Regions from separate parts of the Homo sapiens genome. Here region 2 is linked to region 1. The links are chromatin contacts, found by Hi-C or POLR2A ChIA-PET in ENCODE. All regions are on one chromosome and are shown on one strand. The core of a region is the stretch at or near the end of the contact, and the rest is flanking DNA. Distances in the headings are between cores, read along the strand shown.

What was found. A loop is a pair of places that touch in the nucleus more often than their neighbours do. ChIA-PET counts read pairs that join two places held with the same protein, here RNA polymerase II (POLR2A).
Region 2: a loop to region 1 is called in a map of chondrocyte, with 2.5 times the contacts of the local background. The contact joins two enhancer-like sites. A Hi-C loop is called at or near these places in 1 of 168 maps with a recorded cell type or tissue (chondrocyte). POLR2A ChIA-PET finds 5 or more read pairs at or near these places in 2 of 52 experiments (H1 and activated CD4-positive, alpha-beta T cell).

The regions. Positions count from the first base shown.
Region 1 is chr6:22,070,200-22,073,232 of GRCh38, forward strand. The region is part of intron 8 of CASC15 (cancer susceptibility 15); the gene reads left to right. Among named protein-coding and RNA genes, the nearest start is that of NBAT1, 75 kb to the right of the region's middle. Within about 2 kb of position 1,597, at least 12 of the 41 ENCODE cell types and tissues checked have a DNase peak (open chromatin) inside an H3K27ac peak, as active enhancers do.
Region 2 is chr6:22,235,258-22,238,308 of GRCh38, forward strand. No RefSeq gene overlaps it. Among named protein-coding and RNA genes, the nearest start is that of PRL, 60 kb to the right of the region's middle. Within about 2 kb of position 1,559, at least 3 of the 41 ENCODE cell types and tissues checked have a DNase peak (open chromatin) inside an H3K27ac peak, as active enhancers do.

The sequences.
Region 1 (3,033 bases), core at 347-2,846:
CAAGCGATTCTCCTGCCTCTGCCTCCCAAGTAGCTGGGACTACAGGTGTGTGACACCATGCCCAGCTAATTTTTGTATTTTTAGTAGAGACAAGGTTTTGCCAGGCTGGTCTCAAACTCCTGGCCTCAAGTGATCCGCCGGCCTTGGCCTCCCAGAGTGCTGGGATTATAGGCCTGAGCCACCACACCCAGCCTGTTGTTATCGTTGTTTTTAAAAGCAGAAAGAAATTTCCAGCTTAACCTGCCATATTAACCCTGGGGTGCTAAGAAGTGAGACCTATCAGAGACAATTGGCCCCATTGCTCTGTTATTTCTTTCGTCAAGGAGACATTGAGTTCCCTGCACTGGGTGCTAGGAATGTAAGTAAGAAGAAGATGGGATCTGTGTACCTTAGGAATCAAATGATAGTCTTTATGTGCTCTGGTACAGGTCTGTGTGTGTGTGTGTGTGTGTGTGTGTGTTTCTTTCAAGCCTTTGTGAGACTCCTATGGCAATTAGGAAGGCTCACAGATATTCTGATGGCCTTCCTTGGGCACACTCAGCACAGTTGTACTTTCTTGCCTCCTTTAAGTCTAGGCATGACTATGAAAGTGGCTTGCCATGAAATGTGGCAGAAGTCACATGTGTCACTTCCCAGATGAAGCTTTAAGAGTTGCCATGTGATTTGCTTCATCCCCTTCCCCTTACATTGGTTGAAGCACAGGCCACGAGAGAGCCTACACAGTCTGGTCATGTGATGAGGGGCTATGATGGAAAGACCTCCCGACCGAGGTTGAACATGTCATGTAAGCAAGAATTAAGCTTCAGTTACTACAAGTCATGGGGATTTAGGTAGAGGTGGTGTGTTCCTGCAGCATTATCCAGCCTGTCCTAAGTAATGCAGTCAGCATTCTTATCTCTTTAGAGTTATAGGAATTAAGGCCTCAATGTTGGGCTGTGGAGGGGATGTTCACAGTTGTGATGGTGGCAGCAGTGGTGGAAAATCTGTACATGTGGTAGTTATTGATGCACAAAAATTGGGCATCAGTTTTTAGAGGTGTGACCTACATTTCAGTATCGTTGTTAAATATCTGTAGGGAGATTACATCCCTTCTGACACTGTATGTCTAATTGTCAGTGAATATCTTTATATAATGAAACATAATTCTAAAGAAGGAAAAAACTCAAAGTATGTACACACACGCACATGCACACACACACACACACACACACGCACACACACACCCTCTAGTTTATTCTCCCAAGAATTATATGAGAGATTTTAATGTTGTTCTACTGGTTGAGTGCCAGGAAGAATTTCTTGGGTGGATATAATGCTTAATTTATATTTGGGGAATTTCCACTGCTAAATCAGTGCTTGTAAAGTTTAAAAAGAAAAGAGGGGGAGGGTTGGAGAAGGGGACCAAAAAAAAAAAAAGCCCAGGGATGTGGTTGACAATATTCCTTTTAATTTAAAGCCACCTGAAGGCTTCAGCTGAATAATAAAGTAATTCCCATATGGTTTCCGTTCTTTCAGTGTTAGAACCTCTGAAATGCAGTCTACTTTTAGCCTTGGCTTCTGCATGCCTCTTTGTCAGGCTGAAATGCTTCCCGTCTGCTTGCTCTGGTAGGAAATGGAACCAAAGCCGACTGCTCTGGGGGACGAGTTCCCAGGCTTTGCTTTCTATTTGGCAAACGTGGCTCATGTGATGGGAGGCACTTCTCCTCCAGGGCACTCTTGACTCTCTGACAGACAGGACCAGCTCTGAAGGTGGCTGCAAGTTTTCATTAATGCCAGAGCTCGCTATAGGCACTTTTCTCCCTCCCTTACAATTCTGTTTACAATAAACTTTCCCTCAAAGGAAAAACCCAGGATTCATATGAGTTTCGTTGTTTTCCCTGGAAAGAAGTTTTTGTAACCCTCAGACTCTTTAGAAGGGAAAACATCCAGTAAATCCTGAAATCTGACTGCAGAGTTATTTTTCATTATTTGTACTTTCATTAATTCAAATTCCACCAAAAAACTTTTCTCTTTTTCCTGCCCTGTGTAAGTTTACTTTCCCCCCTGTGTTCATATGAGTTCATGAAATACTTAGGAAGTATATGAAAAATGTTTCAGAAACACAGTTGTGTTATATGATGCTTACCCAAATCCTGCTGAAGTAAGTGAAAAGACATTCCCTCTCCCTACCCCTTCTTTTTCTCCCCTTCTCTCTCCTAACTTTCTGTGTTCAGAGTCAATGCAAAGGGCCTTCATTTTTAATGTTAATTTTAAAAATAACTAGTTTTCTTTTGAGGTAAACTTAGGGAAAGCATATGTGTTTGGAGATATATATCTCCATATATAAATATTTACATTTACATTTACATTTGGAGCTCAAGTTTTTCATTTTATTTTTCAAACATGTTGAATTAAACTAGCTAAGGACTGGAAACCCACCATGACTATTTGCTGTGGGTTGTATGATCACTATTCTGGCTTGAATTTTTGAACTTCTACAGCAACATCTTTAAAGTGCCATGAGATAACTTTGCTGTTGCTCAAAAAGAAGCTCTTTAGGAAGTCGGAAAACAGGAATTCTGGTGCTACTTTATGGTGATAATGTCACTAACTTTGTACCTTTTTGTCCATTTAAAAAATGAGATCAATGGTGCTGGCCTTTCCACTTTTCATGTAGTTGCAAAATCATTTCTTCATGCAAGGACAATCAAAATATATGAATAACGTGGCCTGAATATTTGGAAGAAAAGTCCTGCAAAAGTGTAGGCTGATGGAAGCAGAGGAAGAACATTTTATATTGAAGAACAAAGGAATTTCAAAAGAAATGGTGTTACCAGCTCTTTCAGTTGACCAGACAAGTACCAAGTGTTTGGGACTTGTTCCCATCCCAACAAAGCCAGCATTTTGAGGAGGCCTCTCTGGCAGGGTCATTACATCAGCCAGTTTCCTCTCCATTTGAAATGAGAAAGTACATGTTAAGCACAGAGGCACTCTAAAGATGAACTCATGCCAAAATATGCCTTCATAAGCCTCCAAAGTCACTTGTGGGGTACA
Region 2 (3,051 bases), core at 309-2,808, 170 kb after region 1:
AGTTAGCCACATTTCTATAAAAGCCTCAGAATTAACCTCACAATATTGCTACAATATTGCTACATGGAAAAAGCTTGAAAGGCAGCTTGATCTTTTGGGAGGGGACATAAGCAATCTGGAGTTAAGGCATCTATAATTTTTTTAAGTCCCATAGGGGATTCTAATATACTCCCAGTGGTGAGAAACACAAGTTTAGATTGGTAGAATAAAACAATGTCTTTCAATATTTTTTCCCAATAATTATTCTAGCTATATGGTAGGTTTTCTTGCTCTAAGTTGATGTATGATATTAAAAGCATATTTGAAAGAATAAATGATTTTGCATAGTGATATGGTTTGGCTCTGTGTCCCCACCCAAATATCATCTTGAATTTTACTACCATAATTCCCATGTGTTGTGAGAGGGACCTGGTGGGAGAAAATTGAATCATGGAGGCAGTTCCCCCATACTGTTCTCCTCATAGTGAATAAGTCTCATGAGATCTGATGGTTTGATATGGTGAAACCCGTTTTGCTTGGCTCTCATTCTCTTCTCTTGTCTGCCACCATGTGAGATGTGCCTTTCAACTTCCACCATGATTGTGAGGTCTCCCAAGGCACGTAACTGTAAGTCCAATAAACCTCTTTCTTTTGTAAATTGCCCAGTATCAGATATGTCTTTATCAGCAGCATGAAAATGGACTAATATGCATTGTTTTAAATTAAATTTGTATGAATAGCATGGCATTTGCTTGGCATAGAGTAGAAAACCACATAAAAGAATATAGCATGTTTTATGGGATATCAGCATATGGGGCATGCCAAGTTGAATTTCAGACCGGAGTTAAGTCAAGAGGAAGATGGCAGTGTAACTGTCTCAGACTGTTATATGCCAGAGACTACACTCCTGAGTTTCATAGTCAGTTGTTGCAGCACAACTGCTATGGTTTAAATGTCCCCTCCAAAACTCATGTTGGAATTTAATCCCCAATGTGGCAGTATTGAGAAGTGGAGTCCTTAAGAGATGATTGGGTCATGAGGGCAGGATTAATCCATTCATAGATTAATAAGCTAATGGATTAGTGGGTTATCATGGGAATGGGACTGGTGGCTTTGTAAGAGAGGAAGAGAAATCTGACCTAGCACACTCAGCCTCCTCATCATGTGATGCCCTGAATCAACTTGGGAATCTGCAGAGAGTCCCCACCAGCAAGAAGGCCCTCATCAAATGTAGTCCCTTAACCTTGGACTTCTCAGCCTCCATAATTTAAGAAATAAATTCCCTTTCTTTATAAATTACCTAGTTTCAAGTATTCTGTTATAAGCAACAGAAAACGGACTGAGATAACTACTTAAGAAACATCCTCATTAAATTGCATGAAGGGAGTTTGCAAGTGGTGGCTTGGAGCACTGCTAGCTGACAGGCACAGAAGTCATGCTTATTGTAACACAATTCTGCTGGGCAGGAAGGAGGACAACCCAAGCCATCTGCTGCACATCACGATGAGGGGAATGACCAAACGCTAGTTGAACAGATGAAATAACTGAGAGGCAGCCAAGCTGTCTGGTGGTACAAGACTGGTGAGTAACAAGAGCAAACAAATCTTCCTAGACATGGAATAGACAAGAAGAGGAGTGATGACTCACTGAAATAGAGGCTGTGGTTTGATTCTCCATACTTGGGAAAGATCAGGCTGTGCTAACCTGCTTTCAGATTCAGAGAGGTGCAGCAAACTTGCATGGGGTAGGGCTGAGAGTCCTGGTGAGGAGCGTACTGACATAAGGGACCTGAACACTTCCTGAAAAGTGGCACATTCCAAGGGACTGAGAGAATCCAGGATTTGGAAACATAGGGTTTTCTCTGCATTTGCCATTACCTGGTGATAATGACCCGAGGGTGGGTTTTCACATCAAGTCAGATGAGTGGTGTCTTTTGGAAAAAGAACAGCCAAGATCTGGAGGAGCTAGAGCTTCCAAAGAGGCACAAGGGGGAACGGTGCCAAGAGTGTGAGTCTGAGATTTCTCACACAGATTCTGGGGCCACCTATTTTCTTAACACCGTCTGTTTTGTTTATGTTCCTCTACTGCTTTCCACTGATGCTTCTTTCTTACAGAGGAAAAATGCAAAATCCTGTGTCAGTGTATTTTACTTAAATGATAAGTGATTCAGATGGGCTGTGTGATGTTACTCATTTCAATATTAATGGCATCAGAGTGATTCAATAGATAATATTTTCCTAACTTATCTGAAATAGTTATTTGGAATTGTTCGCACAGTTATTTTATCAAGATTTTCTATTTATGGCGTAAAACATAAGGCAAGTAAGATAAATCATTTCATATTGATGAGGAAAATAAGAAAAAGGCTCTGTAGTTTTATTTTCTTCCCTTGGACTTTAACACTTTCAATGAAAAGACCTCAAGGCATATGCTTCTTTGAGATAAAATACATTTTGCATCACTGTCTTTCCTCTCACATCATGGGTCTCTGCCTTCACCCTCTCAGATGGTGGCTCAGAGGCATGTCTTATCTCTTCCAAACATGCATCATGCCATGTTATATTTCTTAAATGAATGAAAACCTTGTTTAAACAGGGGAGCAATATAATGATCACCTCACCTGTTTAAATGACTGTATGAGTATGCTTTGGTCATCATCATTAAAAATGTGTTTACTTGGCAAGTTCTACTGCTTTATGAATTACTCTACAATAATTCTCCCATAATAGTTATTAGTCAATGAAAATGTAGTTTAGTGACTATTTCATGTATTTTAAAATTCAAGGCAACAGTTTAATAAAATGAAAAAGGAATGGGTTTTGGAGTTAGAGCTTAGTTCTGATTCTAGGTTTTCTATTTACTTCTTGTGTGACCTTGGGCAAGATATATGACCTCAGATATGAAGAACTCAGATGCCTCATTTATGAAATGAGAATAAAACCTACTTTGTTGGGTCACAATGAGAAAAAGGCACTAGGTTAAAATACCTGGCAGGGTTCTGGCACAGAGTAGACGACATAAAAATAATTTTTTGCTTCTTTTAGACTTTTCGTTTTCCTATTTTAAATCTTC